Linked DNA regions of Homo sapiens: region 1 is linked to region 2. A link is a loop called in an ENCODE intact Hi-C map of the cell type or tissue named here. Cell type or tissue: CD14-positive monocyte. All regions are shown on one strand. Each heading gives the region's core, and the rest is flanking DNA. Links, peaks and the distances in the headings are about the cores only. Region 1 overlaps LOC105375170 (a long non-coding RNA gene). Region 2 overlaps LOC124901596 (a long non-coding RNA gene).

Region 1 (8,347 bases), core at 205-8,204, 62 kb before region 2:
GTTGAACTAATTTTCATTCCCACCAACAGTGTGTAAGTGTTCCCTTTTTCCCTCTGCAGCCTTGCCAGCATTTGTTATTTGTTATTTGCCAGCATTTGTTACTTGTTATTATTCTGTTATTTTCTGACTTTTTGATAATAGCCATTCTGATTGGTGTAGATGGTATCTCACTGTGGTTTTGATTTGCATTTTCCTGATAATTAGTGATGTGGAGCATTTATTCACGTGTTTGTTGGCTGCTTGTATGCCTTCTTTTGAGAAGTGTCTGTTCATGTCTTTTGCCCACTTTTTAATAGGTTTATTTGTTTTTTGTTTGTTCAATTGTTTAAGTTCCTTATAGATTCTGGATATTAGACTTTTGTGAGAGTTTGTAAATATTTTCTCCCATTGTGTAGGTTGTCTGTTTATTTTATTGAGTTTCTTTTGCTGCGCAGAAGCTCTTTAGTTTTTAATTAGGTCTCACTTTTCAGTTTTTGTTTTTGTTGCAATTGCTTTTGAGAACTTAGTCATAAATCCTTTCTTAAGGTCGATGTCCAGAATGGTGTTTCCTAGGTTTTCTTCTAGGATTCTTAGAGTTTGAAGTCTTACATTTAAATCTTTAATCCATCTTGAGTAAATTTTTGTACATGGTGAAAGGCAGAGGTCCAGTTTTATTCTTCAGCATATGGCTAGCAGTCTATCCCAGCACCATTTATGGAATAGTTCTTTCCCCATTGCTTATTTTTGTTGACTTTGTTGAATTTCAGGTGCCTGTTGGTGTGCATCCTTGTTTCTGCGTTCTTTGTTCTGTTGCTTTGGTCTATGTGTCTTGTTTTTGTACCAGTACCATGCTGTTTTGGTTACTGTGGCCTGATAGCATAGTATGAAGTTGGATAATGTGATGCCTCCAGCTTTGTTCTTTTTGCTTAGGATGGCTTAGGCTATTTGGGCTCTTTTTTGGTTCTATATGAATTTTAAAATAGTTTTTTTCTAATTCCTTGAAAAATAATGTTGATAGTTTGATAGAGTAGCATTGAATCTGTAGATTGCTTTGGGTGGTATGGCATAGGGGAAACTGCCCCCATGATTCAATTACCTCCCACTTGGTCCCTCCTGTGACACATGGGGATTATGGCCATTTTACTGATATTGAGTCTTCCAATCCATGAGCATAGCATGTTTTTCCATTTATTTATGTCATCTGTTATTTCTTTCAGTAGTGCTTTTGCAGTTCTCTTCGTAGAGATCTTTTACCTTCTTTGTTAGGTGTATTCCTAGGTAGTTTCATTTTTTTTGTGTGGCATTGTAAATGGGATTGCATTCTTGTTTTGGCTCTCAGCTTGAACGTTATTGGTGTGTAGAAATTCTACTGATTTTTGTACATCTTGAAATATTACTGAAGTAGTTTATCAGTTCCAGGAGCTGTTTGGGTTGATCTTTAGGGTTCTGTAGGTATAGAATAATATTACCTGTGAAGAGAGGTAGTTTGACTTCTTCTTTTCCTATGTGGATGCCTTTTATTTGTTTCTCTTGCCTGATTGCTCTGGCTAGAACTTCCAGTATTGTGTTGAATAGGAGTAGTGAGAGTGGTCATCCCTGTCTTGTCCCAGTTCTCAAGAGGAATTTTTGAAGCTTTTGTCTGTTCAGTATGATATTGGCTGTGGGTTTGTCATAGATGGGTTTTATCATTATTTGGAGGCATGTTCCTTTGATGCTTACTTTGTTGAAGGGAGATAAAAACCTTAATCATGAAAATAATAGTCCTTATTGAGCAGTTTCAGGCTGGTGGTAAGCATTTTATGTGCATTATTTAATTATTATTGTCATTATGATGATCACATTTAGAGCAGCCTTATCATGTAGCTGTCTTTCTTACCCCCACTTCACAGATAAAAACATTGAGGTTAAAAGGGTTAAGTACTTGCCGTTTCTATCAAATGGCAGATCTGGAGATTTGTGCTTGTTTGACCTTGAATCTACATTCTTAAGCACTATGTGTTAGTGACTGTATTTACCTTGAAGCTTTCCAGTCACACTCCCCACTGATAAGTAGCTCCAAGCTGTGGCAAAGTATAAATAGTTAGCATCTGCAGGGCTGCTGTTGATGAAGCTGGCAGCCCATGAGCCCTGTCACTTGGGACTCCAGGAAATGTCTTGGGTCTGCACTTAGGAGGCCAATTCTTAGGAAATTTTGCAAGAGACAAGTGGCCTCTTCAAAGACATAGTGAGAAAATTCTCATTCCACACTCCCTTGACACCTAGGAACTTAAGGTGGAATTGAAACCATTGTGAACCTGAGAGTCTAGTTCTAGTTACCAACATGAACTCTGGGGCCCAGGCTATGCCACTAAGTATGACCATGACTTTAGGCAAGTTGCTTAAGCTGTCTGCCCCTGTTTCCTCATCTATAAAATCCTTCAAATAGGATTTAATTATATTTTATAAGACCTGTAAGTTTTAAATAATTTAATACAAGTAAAGCCCTTGAAAGAGTTCATGGCAGATAGAAGAGCCTGATAAATGAGGGTTGTTATAATTACAGTTCTTTTCTTTTTCGTTATGTCCAGTTGACAGGTCTAGTGGACAGAAGACCTCATCGAGTGCTGATAGAGCTATAATGTGGGTGCCTGGGAGCGTCAGGCCTCATTTTTACTCCTTCAGACCTGAATGATTGAATCTATTAATAAAGCTAGACCTATCTTACCCTAGCTCAAGTTCTTTGCCACAATCTTAATAACAACAGCTCAACTAACATCTCCTAAATGTTTAATAGGAGATGTTATGTAATTTTATGGAGATGTTATATAATAGGAGAACTTATATAAATGCCAAGCACTTTAGTAAACACTTTTGTATAAATCATAACCTTTACAACAACCTGATAAGGTAGATGCTATGGGTATGCCCACTTCACAGGTAAGAAAAAATTATAACTGTTTTAAAGTGATAGCATTGAAAATAAAAGGCATTTACTCAATTAAATTGTGTCTGAGTTTCTGTGAAATCACCCAAGGAAGTTCTACTCTTTTTCTTTTCTTTCATTTCCCCTTTCCCTTTCTCTCCTCTCCTTTCTCTTCTCCCCCACTCCTCTCCCTTTCCCTCCCCTTTCCTTTCTTTTTCATTCCATTTCATTCCATACCACTCTATTCATCAGCTGAGAAGAGAACTGACAGTACAGATTGGTGTCACAAGCATATCACAGAATGAAGAGCTGAATGAAAGTACGTGCATTGGCACACAAGACCTAATTAGCTTGGAAGCATTGGTGTTTACTGAAAGTATGATAGGTTAACACATTTCCTTCCTCCTTATACTGTTTGCCTCACTTGGGCCTTCATCATACCACTCAACCACAAAAGTCAACTCAGCTTGAGAAGTAGGAAGATTCCTAGAAGTGAATGTGAGCAAACCATGCAATGCACCCTGTATTTCCTCTTATTCACACCTTACTAGAGATGAATAAACCTGGTCCCCATCCTTCCAGTACACCTCTTTTTTCATTGAAGATCATTATTGCTTCATTCCATAGATGTTATATAAGCAGAAATTTATAAAATGTAATTTTTTGTTACATGACTAAGCTTTTGTACACTCTCAAAATGAACTGCTTTTTGACTTGTTTGTGATATGTTTTTCTTAAACTTTTTACTATAAAATTGTTCAAACACAAATATTTGAAAAAATACTAAAATAGTTACCTGCATCTACCTAGGTTTCATACATCTACAAACGTATATATTCACTTTTTTTTTTGCTTTTCCATGTGAAGATAAGTAGACATTGTGAAATTTACACCAAAATATGTCAACATAGATCTCCCCAAAGTGATCGTAATTTATTACAAAAACATAGTACCCTTACACACCTATGAAAATCTAGTGTCAGGTTCAATTCAAATTTTCACAGTTATCACCAAAAGGCTTTTTACTATTTTGCTAAAAAGAAAAACAACAACAATGTCCAATCTAGGTTTATGCATTGCAATTAATTATGTATTTTTAGGTTCTTTTAATTTACAATTTCCTATAAAATATTTTAAAGTTATCTACAGACAGCTTAACTTTTTTGATGTATAGTTCTGTGACTTTTAACATATGTTGATCCATATAATCATCGCTACAGTCAGGACACAGTTTTATCACCTCAAAACATTTCTTCAAAAGTCCCTTTTGAAGTCAATTCCTCCTTTTGTCCATAAACTCTGGTACCTATTGATTCTGATAACACTATGACCTGTAGGTGACTGTATCGTACTGTTTGGTTTTTACAGAACATCTTATAAATGGAATCATACAGTATGTAATCTTTTGAAATTCACTTCTTTCACTTATATAATGCATTTGCGCTTTATTCATGTTTTTGTATGTATCAATAGTTCATTGCTTTTTTATATTCCATTATATAGATAGACTGCAATTTGAAATTATTTATTTTAGTTAACATATGATAATTGTACATATTTATGGGGTACATAGTGATGTTTTGATACATACAATGGGTAGTGATGAGATCAAGGTAATTAGCATATTGTTATCTCAAACATTTATCATTTTTCTGTGTTGGGAACATTCAGTATCCTTTCTTCTAGCTATTTGAAAATATATAGTGTTATTAACTATAGTCATCCTACAGTGCTATAAAACACTAGAACTTGTTCCTCCTATTTAGCTGAAATTTTGTGTCCTTTAACAAATCTCTTCCTGTCCCCATTCTCCCTACACTTTCCAGCCTCTAATAACTTCTACTGAGCTTTTTACTTCTATGAGATAAACTTTTTTTAGTTTCCACATACGAGTGAGAACATGTGGTGTTTAACTTTATGTTCCTGGCTTATTTCAGTTAACATAGAGTTCTAAAGTTCCATCTGTGTTGCCATGAATGAGAGGATTTTACTCTTTTTTATGGCCCAATAGCATTCCATCCACAATTTTTAAAAATTCATGTATTCATTGAAAAACATTTGGGTTGTTTCCAGTTTCTAGTGATTATGAATAATTCTACTATAAACATTTATACATAAGTCTTTGTGTGAACATAACTTTTCATTTCTTCAGGGTAAATACCTAGATGTGGCTTGCTAGGTCATGTGGTAAATGTATGTTTAATTTTTCAAGCAACTTTCAAACAATTTGCCAAACAATTTTGCCTTTTCACCAGCAATATATGAGAGTTCCAGTTACTCAGTACTTGGCTTCAATTTGCACTTCCTTCATAACTAATAATGTTGAATATCTTTTCATGTTTTTACTTGCTGTGTGTATGTCTTCTTGGTGAAGTGTCTGTTCAGGTCTTTTGGCTATATTTTAATTGGGTTGTTTCAAACTGTCAAGTTTTGAGAGTTCTTGTTCTTCATGTATTCTAGATAAAAGTTCTTTTTCAGATATGTGATTTGTAAATGTTTTCTGTCTGTTGTTTGTCTTTTTATTCTCCTGCCAGGATATTTCACAGAGCTAAAGTTTTAATGTTTATGAAGTCCAATTTATCAATTATTTATTTTTTGGATTGTGTTTTAATGGTGTTTAAAAACACTTGGGCTAACCCAAAATTAAAAAGATTTTTCTCTGCTGGGCACAGTGGCTCAAGCCTATAATCCCAGCACTTTGGGAGGCCAAGGCAGGAGGATTGCTTGAGACCAGGAGTTTGAGACCAGACTAGGCAGCACAGTGAAACCCCATCTCTACTAAAAATACAAAAATTAGCCAGGCATAGTGGCCCATGCCTGTGGTCCCAGCTATTCAGAAGGCTGAGATGGGAGGATTGCTTGAGCTTGGGAGGCGGAGATTGCAGTGAGCCTGGGCGGCAGAGCAAGACCCTGTCTCAAAAAAAAAAAGTTTTGCTTTTTTCATTCTTATTTAACCTCTTGATAGTTTTAAATGGCATCATTTGACTTTCTCTTTTAACTATACAACAATTTATTATATTCTTCATTAGCCTATATTTTATTTTTATTTTTAATTTTTTAATTTTAAATTAAATTAAATTAATTAATTAATTAATTAATTTTTTTTGAGATGGAGTCTTGCTCTGTTGCCTAGGCTGGAGTACAGTGGCACGATCTTGGCTCACTGCAAGCTCCACCTCCCAGGTTCACGCCATTCTCCTGTCTCAGCCTCCCTAGTAGCTGGGATTACAGGCATGCACCACCACACCCAGCTAATTTTTTGTATTTTTAGTAGAGATGGGGTTTCACCGTGTTAGCCAGGATGGTCTCGATCTCCTGAGCTCGTGATCTGCCCGCCTCGGCCTCCCAAAGTGCTAGGATTACAGGCGTGAGCCACTGCACCCGGCCTATTTATATTTTTTCTACATATTTTATAGATGCATTCTTTCTACTTTGTCAGAACTTATGATTTTATATGCTATTTTTTTAACCTATACTCTCAATTTTGTTTTATTCATAGATTTCTAGTTAAACATATTAAATGTTCACTACCAGTATGTTTTCTTGTTACTACTATTAATATTATTTCTTGGTTGCATGAAGATCATCCTCTAGAAGACTTCTTGTCAAAGGTTTATAGGTTCATTATTTCCTAAGTTTCTGTACTTTTAAGACTATTTTGTTATAGTCTTGATATTTCAATTTCAGCTTAGATATAAAATCTCTGGGTTTTGCTTTCTTTAAGTATCGGGGGAAATTCAGTGCCTGATATTTCACATAGTTTCTTTTCTATTTTCCGTAAGTGTCAGCGGGTCTGAGAAATAATGGTAAAGAGTACAGAAGAGAGAAATTTTAAAGCTGAGTATCCGGGGAAGACATCGCATGTTGGCAGGTTCCATGATGCCCCTTGAGCCTTAAAACCAGCAAGTTTTTATTAGTGATTTTCAAAAGGGGAAGGAGTGTATGAATAGGGTGTGGGTCACAGAGATCACATGCTTCACAAGGTAGTAAAATATCACAAGGCAAATGGAGGCAGGGCGAGATCACAGGACTACAGGACCGGGGCAAAATTAAAATTGCTAATGAAGTTTTGGGCACGCACTGTCACTGATAACACCTTATCAGGAGACAGGGTTTGAGAGCAGACAACCGGTCTGACCAAAATTTATTAGGAAGGAATTTCCTTGTCCTAATAAGCCTGGGAACACTACAGGAGACCGGGGCTTATTTCATCCCTTATCTACGACTGTAAAAGACAGCCGTCCCCAAAGTGGCCATTTCAGAGGCCTCACCTTAGGGACGCATTCTCTTTCTCAGGGATGTTTCTTGCTGAGAAAAAGAATTCAGCGATATTTCTCCCATTTGCTTTTGAAAGAAGGCAAATATGGCTCTGTTCCACCCAGCCCACAGGCAGGCATACTTTAAGGTTATCTCCCTTGTTCCCTGAACATTTTTGTTATCCTATTCTTAAGGTGCCCAGATTTGATATTGTTCAAACACTCATGCTCTACAAACAATTTGTGCAGTTAACACAATCATCACAGATACCTGAGGTGACATACATCCTCCTCAGCTCACGAAGATGACAGGATTAAGAGATTAAAGTAAAGACAGGCATAGGAAATCACAAGAGTATTGATTGGGGAAGTGATAAATGTCCATGAAATCTTCACAATTTATGTTCAGAGATTGCAGTAAAGACAGGCATAAGAAATTATAAAAGTACTAATTTGGGGAACTAATAAATATCCATGAAATCTTCACAATTTATGTTCTTCCGCCGTGGCTTCAGCTGGTCCCTCTGTTCAGGGTCCCTGACTTCCCACAACATTTAAGTTTCTTGAAAATGTCACTCTATTGTTGGCTTTCTTTGTAAGTTGCTCTTGAGAATTATGGTTGGCTTGTCTTACTCTTATACCTAATTTGCTCTTTTTTGTCTGGAGGGCCTGCATGTGGATTTTTGTTCTTTCTGTTTTAAAAAGTCTGATATTTTGCAAGGCTATTTCTCAAGTTCAATTATCCTCAGTAAAATTTTCCAGGTACGCAGGAAGCCCTTTCAATGTATAGATTTAGATTTTCTTGGATTATTGGTTTAAATATTAGCTCTGTTTCATTGTCTTGTTTTTCTTCTTCAGGGATTCTAAGTGTACATATATTGAATATTTGTCTACCTTAGATTCCAACCTCCTTCTCTCTGACTTTTAAAAGTTCTTTATGTTATTTTCATTTTCTTGGCTTCTTTCTCGCATTTATTCCTTAGTAATGTGTCACTTAAATCTATTTTCCTTTGGATACCTTATAATTTATTCTTCATTTTAGGGATATTTTATCTGTGTAATTTCTTTCCTGAGATCTATCAACTCATTGCATTTCTTTCTTTATTTGTATACTTCTGTGCTTACTTTTTGCATTTTTTATTAGAAATTATATATGTATATCTAAATGCTTATTTGAAGATATTTAATTAAGACTTGAGGTTATATTATA
Region 2 (8,347 bases), core at 321-8,320:
TGCTGTTTTGTTTTATGGGTTTATTTGGGGAAAAATAGCCTATTCAAATTTAGGTGGAAATTATTAGAGATTATTGATAAATAATTTGAATAGTCATTAAATTGTAATCTCTTAAGAGATAGAGAATTTAAAGCTTGTTTATTCCTGATACCCAGTTATTAAATGTATTTGAATCTGTTTCTATACCTGCTCAGTGATCAGTCACTAAGCCTATTACTGAACACCTCCAATAACAGAGGTCTTAGTATCTTCTGTTGCTGCAGTTTAAAAGACTTACTGTATTTTCACACAGAGGGCTACTTTATATGGAGAGATTATTTTACAGCTGTCCTTAAATGGTATCTTTTTTTTTTTTTTTGGTTGGTTTAACTTCACAATATGTATGCCTGATTTTCCTCCATTTTATTTACTGTTGTCAATGATACTTTTAAGGATTACTACTTACTGAGAGTGAGATTACATGCTTATATTTCATGATTTGGGGGACCAATACTCTAAATCCCATATGGTGGGCTCACAGAAAGAATAACTATCTATCTGATTGCCACCGGAGCATTATATTTTATATTAGTTGACTGAATACAGTTTGACCAGATCATGGCAAACTTGCTTGTCTGTTGGTTCCCTACACATATGGACCCTTTTATATTCAAGGACAAAATGAAGTCACCAAAAGACAAAATTAAAGTATTTTAGAATATGGCTGGGCATGGTGGCTCACACCTGTAATCCCAGCACTTTGGGAGGCCGAGGCAGCTGATCACCTGAGGTCAGGAGTTCGAGACCAGCCTGGCCAACATGGTGAAACCCTATCTCTACTAAAAATACGAAATTTAGATGCGTTGGCATGCTCCTGTAATCCCAGCTACTTGGGAGGCTGAGGCAGGAGAACCGCTTAAACTCAGGAGGTGGAGGTTGCATTGAGCTGAGATCGTGCCACTGCACTCTAGCCTGGGCAACAGAGCAAGACTCCATCTCAAAAAAAAAAAAAATTCAGAAGACATAGTTAATTTCAGTTACTTCCTCTTTCTGTTTTTTACCTTCTTCATTATAGAGCGTTTCTCCCTAAATCTGAAAATGAATACTCTGAAAAATTACAACTTTAGATGTTTTGCTATAGGAACAAGATCAATATTTACTCAGATAAAATTTACTACTATTCTGTTTGTAAATAAGAACTTGAAGAAATGGATCCAAGTTACGTGGTTACTTATATAGAATGATCAAAAACAAAAGGGAACTGGATAATTCTATTACATTTATGGAAACGTAGGACCAGAAGGTTAAGTGTGAATGCACTATGTGCTCTAGGTTATGTTGAATCTGACACCTTAATCCTGGCACCAGCAGTGAAGTCCTTGCCTTAGGGCCTTAAGGGTGTCCCAGCATTCAATGCACTCAATGCATTTTACTTAAGCCATGCAATAATGAGGCATCCTCATATTTTCTTTGAGCTTTCAATCAAATGATAAGTAGAGTTTTAGTGAAGATTCTCATAATGTGTTCATTTCTTGCTATGATAACTTTTCCTTATAAGAAATACGATCTTACATTCTCTCCCAACTGAAACTTTTGACTGTGTCATCTTCAATAAAGCAATTCATTCTATATCATATGTAGAATGCTCATGTTTTTTCTATCATTTATTATGTTAAGCATGAACTTGAATGAAATGAGCAATTTTTGTAGGCACAAAAGAGGCGTGCTGTTTTTGGAGAGTTTGACAGCTTCCCACCCAGAGGTACCTTTTAACGTGACGGTGAGCTGGAGTGCCCTCCTCTAGGGAGTAATATTAGCAGCATGTCCTTAAAAGCACGCCTATCACCTTTTTATTGCCTGAAGAGGTCTTCAAACCTTGGCCTTCTGCAGATCTGACCATTCACCTTCATCTTTTTAATTTCCTCATTATGTAGGTCAGTGAATAGAAGTACTCTGTTTCAAGCAGGAAATCTCAGGACACGTAGTGTAGAACCAAGAAATTTGTTACTATCTGATTTATTAAGTCTATCACATAAATCACAATACTGATAACCTAAAACATAAATGTTGTTGTCTGTGTGTTGCAAAAATTTTGGTCAACTTAATATTTAAGAGGCATTTTTTCTGCTGCTTGATTATTTTGTTTACTAAATATGCGTCACCTTTATAGCTTTTTTATTTTGTTTTGTTTTATTTATTTATTTTTTTAGACGGAGTCTTGCTCTCTTGCCTAGGCTGGAGTGCAGTGGCGCGATCTCGGCTCACTGCAACCTCCACCTCCCGGGTTCAAGCAATTCTCCTCCCAAGTAGCTGGGACTACAGGCATGTGCCAACATGCTCAGCTAATTTTTGTATTTTTAGTAGAGACGGGGTTTCACCATGTTGGCCAGGCTGGTCTCAAACTCCTGACCTCAAACAATCCACCTGCCTCAGCCTCCCAAAGTGCTGGGATTACAGGTGTGAGCCACCGTGCCCAGCCTATAGCTAACATAGGTAAAGCACCCATCTAATTTCCACTTTAACTTATAAAAAAATAGAATAAACTAGTAAACTGTATAGTATGTAAAAAGGTGATAGGTGCAATGGGAAAAGGTAAACAGACAAGAGAGTCAGAGCACTCTAGAAGGTGGGGAGGAATGTTAAAGTACTTGTAAATAGCCATCAGGAAAGGCCCAATTGTAGCTTGACGATTAAATGCATCAAATGTAACTAATACTGAGTTATTCCTAGTAGAATATCAGGGTGTGTGTTTGTTCCTATGTAAAAGCTGTTACTCATAGACTCTGGTCAGGTGCATAAAAAGGCTGCACTTGTCTAGGAGAGCACTCAATATTTCCTTAACAGGTAGATGTAAAATGACTTGGTTATTCATCAATTTCATACTAGCCAGTACGGAAGTTGAATCAGAAGTATTACATTTTAGTAAACTGAACTAACTTCACTTTTATCACTGTGGCAGCTAACTTTCTTCTTTTGCAGATGACGATAGTGAGATAAAATACCTAAAATCGAAGAGCAGATGGAGGTTAAGAAAGTACATCATCATTGCTTAAAAAGTGAAAATTTCATAATTAAGCTGTATTATTGAAAATTAATATTTTTAAAAAACATAAAGTTCAGCCACTTAAAAACCCTAATTCAGTGTTTTACTTGCATATTTGAGCAAATAATCATGCTGTTTTATTTTATAGAAGACATTTCATAAACCTCATTTTTTTCATTTCTGCTATGCAACTTCAAAAAAGAAGCCAGAAGATTACCTAGCTGAATCTAAACCAATAAAATGTTTCAACACATCACATCTCACATCCATAAAAATACCCATTTTTAATTTTTTGTCTCAGTCACTTGAAAAGCCAACAGAAATGGGGCTGTTTATGTTCAAGATAAAGCAAACTAATCTTTATAACATGAACGTATCAAATACATTTTGAAATTTAAGTGGACATTCCTGGAACAGATTAGTTCACAGATGGATTTATTTAGGTCAATGTCCCTCACACTCTTTCTGAAAGCAGAGCCAACATCCAGAGAGTAGGACACAAATATTAATGAAAACTCACTTTACTTGCCCTTAGTTGAATGATGTTCCCTAAATCAGCTCACATTTGAAGTAGTCCAGTTAACTCCTCCTGAATGTAGCTCTGCTTTGGTTTATAGTGAAGGGCGGTATTATTTGAAATTGTTTTAAAAGCTTTTAGCCTTTAGCCTTACTGCAACTCACTTCAGTAGTACACAGAAGTGAAGATCTGAGGAGGTAGCAGACACAGTTATTTGCTCACTCTCTACCCACTCATCCAGGCTTTCTTCTTTGCTCATGGAGCCCCAAATTCGTTCAAGTATTTACCTCTTCAAGAGCTGGGCCCTTTCCTTCATTTTAAGAGGAAATTCTGATTAGTCTAATATTTAAAGAAATTCATTTCTCCTTAACACTAATTCGTTTAAGTGGTCAAATTCTGGTCAAGTTATTAGGAGCTTCTGCGAGTGTTGTCTTTCTTTTGAAAGGGACTTTCTGGCTCTCTCTTTCTGGTCATTGTCTTCTCAGGATATGCTGCCTAGAACTGCTGCAGCTATCACATGACCATAAAGTTTTACTTTAGGATGAAGCCAGCACCAAGAATGGCAAAGCAGAGATGAAAAGGACCTACTCTGATAATATTCTTTAGCTACTGCCTTAATTAAGCCTACTTCTGGACTTACTGTTCATTCATTCATCAAATATTCACTGAGGGCTTGCTATGAACCAAGAACTGTTCTAAGTGCTGGGGGTATAGCTTTAAAAAATAGAAAAAAAATCTCTGTGCAATGAAGCTAATATTCAAGTAGGGGGAGCTAGACATTAAATAGAATAAATAAGATATATATGTATATATATAGTTGTTAAAGTGATTAATGCAATAAAAAAATAAGATGTGGAAGTGTAAGAGGCATTGGAGTTGTACATAGAGTCATCAGGGAAGGTCTTAATTTGAAGGTACCATTTTATCAAAGAGAGAAAGATGTGAGAGAATTAAATTCTCTAGTGAGTATCCGTCCCCTGTTATTTGCTCAGTGTACACTTACTGACATTGATGTCATGGGTAAGTTACTCAGTTTTCATAGAAACTAATAACTCCCTGCCTCTCCATACATGTGTATTTGTGTATTTGCATTTCTTGACATTTGCTATCATGCCTAATTCAAATGACTTGGGCAAGTGGATTATCTGTGCCTGTGTGCTGGGACAAACTTTTTGCTTTCCTCCATTTCTGAATCAACTTCTTGCTACTTCTGGCCATTCAGTTCTAATAAGGAGAAGAGAGAAGGCATTTGCAGGAGGACATTGGAATGAGTTTTATTTTATCTATACCACTTTCCTCATAGTAACAATAGCTAACATTTATTAAGCACTTACCATTCTCTGGATAATATTCCAAGCCCTTTGAGTTTATTTTCTGTAATTCACTTAGCAGTCTTATGGAGGTTTATATTAGTATTATTACCATTTTTTCATATTGGAAAACCAAGGGCAAAAAGGTTAACTTTGCAAAGGTCACAGAGCAAAAGGTGAGCGTTGACTCACAGCAAGGGGTTGGATTTCAGAGCCCCAGAAATTAGACATAAGATAAATATTTGTACTTTTCAGATGTTAATAACTTTTATAGAGCTTATGAAAAAAATGATCATATTCACTGAGGTATGGAAAAACCAATGCAACTCATGAAAACCCAATAGTCCTTTAGCACAGTGAATACCTAGGCCATTTTTAAAGCTAGTTGTGTTAAAACTGGATACAAATATGCAGTCATAAGTTTAGTAAACACATATTATAATAAAATTGCTTACTAATCTTTATTCTTCCAAATTTATATCCCATGAAAGTTAAGGAGAACTAACAATGTTGATTCAGTTGGCAGCTAAATTACATACCCTATGTATTTTCCTGTAATCTATTAAGAGGGATCATTGCAACCACAAAACTGTAAACATGTTTACATTTAATCCCCAATCTATTTCTAAACTTCTGAAAAAAATAAGCATCTGTAGTAAAAGTTTCCAAGAAAAATTCAGTGATTAGGTCATATCTGATCATGACTCTGGAGAAGGGAAGGAAAGAATGGTTTCTGGAGAAGAAACTCCAGATAGGAGAGAGGACAAGGAGAATTGAACTTCTATTCTGGTTGGAGGGACGGCTAGGAGTAGAAGCAAAAAAATGTGTGAATGAGCTCTAGGATATGATAAAATATTTTCCAAAGTGTATGCAAGATATTAATCCCCAGGGTATTAACAGGCTTTTGGTTAATAACCAAATAAAAATTTAGTTAAAAAATAATTTTGTGCAGACCCAAAGTATCAGATCTTTAATGCACTAATTTGTATTATGAAATTTCACTTGAGGGGACATTTTACACTATGTTTTCTAAAGTTATTTATCCAAGGAGAAATTGCCCCTCCCCTGCTTCCTTCTATAGGGAATCTTACAGGACTAGGATTCCATAGTAGACACGTTAAGAAACACTGAAGAGTGACAGAAATATCTGAGCATAGCTGAACATTTTATTGTGTGCCTTAGAGAGTTCTCCAGAAACTAAGAAAAGATGGCTGCTGTGGAAAAAGGAGAAATAAGCTGAATCATCCCCATGCATGATCCTAGCACTGGGACTAGAATCTTCTTTAGAAGGTCAGCTTCATTAGAGAGGCTCCTTGCTGGCAAGGTGGTGTTGCCAAGTAGCCAGGCTGTTAGGAATCACCTAAAGTTCCCAGGCAATGGTTGAGTCCTTATAACTAGCAACCAGATCATTAAAACTTCTGTGTAGAAAGTAAGTAGAGAATATTTCAAATATATAAGTGAGGGCTTAATATTTTCCTATTAAATACTTCATTTTATGTTGTCATGACCTGTTTGTCCATGAGTTTTCTCACGCCCCATGTGCTCTAAGCAATGCTTTGCCAGTTAACATTTTAGCTATAAAATGAGCCTCCATGGCATACCAGTAGAGTTCTGCACAGATTTCAGATCTTGTGTTAATGCTAGCCACCAGCCAGGCAATGTAGAATTGAGTACATGTGGCTGTACATTTGTACCAATATTCTTTTAGTCCAGATTTTCTCCTTTTTATGTATCGCAATCCTCTTTATAAATAACACTTCCATATTTGAAAAAATTGGTCAATATTTTGCATCCTTTTCTCAGTGATACTGAGAGATAGGACTAGCTGGATTTTCTAGGCTAAGAATTCCTAAGCCTAGCTGGGGAAGGTGACTGCACCCACCTTTAAACACGGGGCTTGTAACTCAGCTCACACCCGACCAATCAGGTAGTAAAGAGGGCTCACTAAAATACCAGTTAGGCTAAATGCAGGAGGTAAAGAAATAATCAAATCATCTGTCATCTGAAAGCACAGGGGGAGGGACAATGATTGGGATATAAACCCCAGGCATTTGAGCCAGGAGTGGGCAACCCCCTTTGGGTCCCCTCCCACTGTATGGGAGCTCTGTTTTCATTCTATTAGATCTTGCAACTGCACACTCTTCTGGTCCGTGTTTGTTCTGCCTCAAGCTGAGCTTTCGCTCACCGTCCACCACTGCTGTTCGCTGCCATCCACCCCTCCAGATCGGGCAGGGTGTCCGTTGCGTTTCTGATCCAGCCAGGCAGCCGCTGTGGCTCCCGTTAGGACTAGAGGCTCACCATTGTTCCTGCGCAGCTAAGTCCTTGGGTTCGTCCCAATTGAGCTGAACACTAGTTGCTGGGTTCCACGGTTCTCTTCTGTGATCCATGGCTTCTAATAGAGCTATAACACTCACCGCATGGCCCAAGGTTCCATTCCTTGGAATCCGTGAGGCCAAGAACCCCAGATCAGGGAACAAAAGGCTTGCTGCCATCTTGGAAGTGGCCGCCACTATCTTGGGAGTGGTCCGCCACCATCTTGGGAGTGCTAAGAACGAAAACTCACCCGTAACAACATGCTATTATGGAAGTAAGTTTTATTAGCACAGTAAGTCAGTGGATCAGGGGTTTTGCGGATAAAATGTTCAGTCATTAAGTAGTAAACTTGGTCTCTGAAGACGGGGATCTGGGGGAAGAAAAGAAGCAAACTTGGTATTTTAAAAATATACATTCCAATTATTTGGAAAGAAAATCTGAGATTTGGAATTATGGAAAATTGATTAAAAATCTCACAGTTGAATGTAAAGCATATACTCTAATACAGATGGATGTCGATACACTTAGTAATGTATGTATATATGGATTTTATTTCTGTATTTTTATCAGGCATGCTAAGTGCATTCATTGATGCCACCTTATAAACATAAGAATAGTTGGCTTCCATATTTAAGACTATTAGTCCAGATGATGGCTGGGTAAGACCCCTCAGGGGAAAAGACTTCCTGAGGTACTTGTTCAGGTATTCTTAAACAGTGGTCAGACTAAAGGAATTGTATTCAAAATTTTGTATGTGTTTCTGCATTTTCGGATGAGAATATCTAGGGCTTTGGTGAGAATCTCAGTGCTGGTCTGATACCCAAGAGGGGTAAAGAATCACTGCTTCAGGGCTCCACAAGATATGCTGAGCTGTGGAATCCTCAGGGTATTGTTACTGAGCTGCACCTTCTGGACTGATCATTGTAAAACAGTTTAAAGGACTATTTTATTTTATTTTATTTTATTTATTTATTTGAGATGGAGCCTCGCGCTGTCACCCAGGCTGGAGTGCAGTGGGGTGATCTTGGCTCACTGCAAGCTCGCCTCCCGGGTTCACGCCATTCTCCTGCCTCAGCCTCCCGAGTAGCTGGGACTACAGGTGCCTGCCACCACGCCCAGCTAATTTTTTGTATTTTTAGTAGAGACAAGGTTTCACCATGTTAGCCAGGATGGTCTCGATCTCCC

The links. A loop is a pair of places that touch in the nucleus more often than their neighbours do. Peaks named below come from ENCODE experiments on the same cell type or tissue, not always from the same donor. Only the 100,000 strongest peaks of a DNase experiment are listed, where the experiment ranks them.
Region 1: a loop joins it to region 2, with 2.1 times the contacts of the local background. A loop is called at or near these places in 5 of 110 quality-filtered maps.

What each region holds. Positions count from the first base shown.
Region 1 is chr7:16,996,769-17,005,115 of GRCh38, forward strand. The region is part of intron 1 of LOC105375170 (a long non-coding RNA gene); the gene reads left to right. The region is part of intron 3 of LOC124901595 (a long non-coding RNA gene); the gene reads right to left. Among named protein-coding and RNA genes, the nearest start is that of AGR3, 120 kb to the left of the region's middle. In CD14-positive monocyte, for the core only: no CTCF peak of the experiment used is centred there; a DNase peak (open chromatin) is centred at 3,313; H3K4me3 peaks cover 788 bases; H3K27ac peaks cover 1,008 bases.
Region 2 is chr7:17,058,887-17,067,233 of GRCh38, forward strand. LOC124901596 (a long non-coding RNA gene) reads right to left here. Exons shown (of 2, transcript XR_007060240.1): 2 at 7,427-7,532. Among named protein-coding and RNA genes, the nearest start is that of AGR3, 180 kb to the left of the region's middle. In CD14-positive monocyte, for the core only: a CTCF peak has its summit at 4,380; no DNase peak of the experiment used is centred there; H3K4me3 peaks cover 385 bases; H3K27ac peaks cover 773 bases.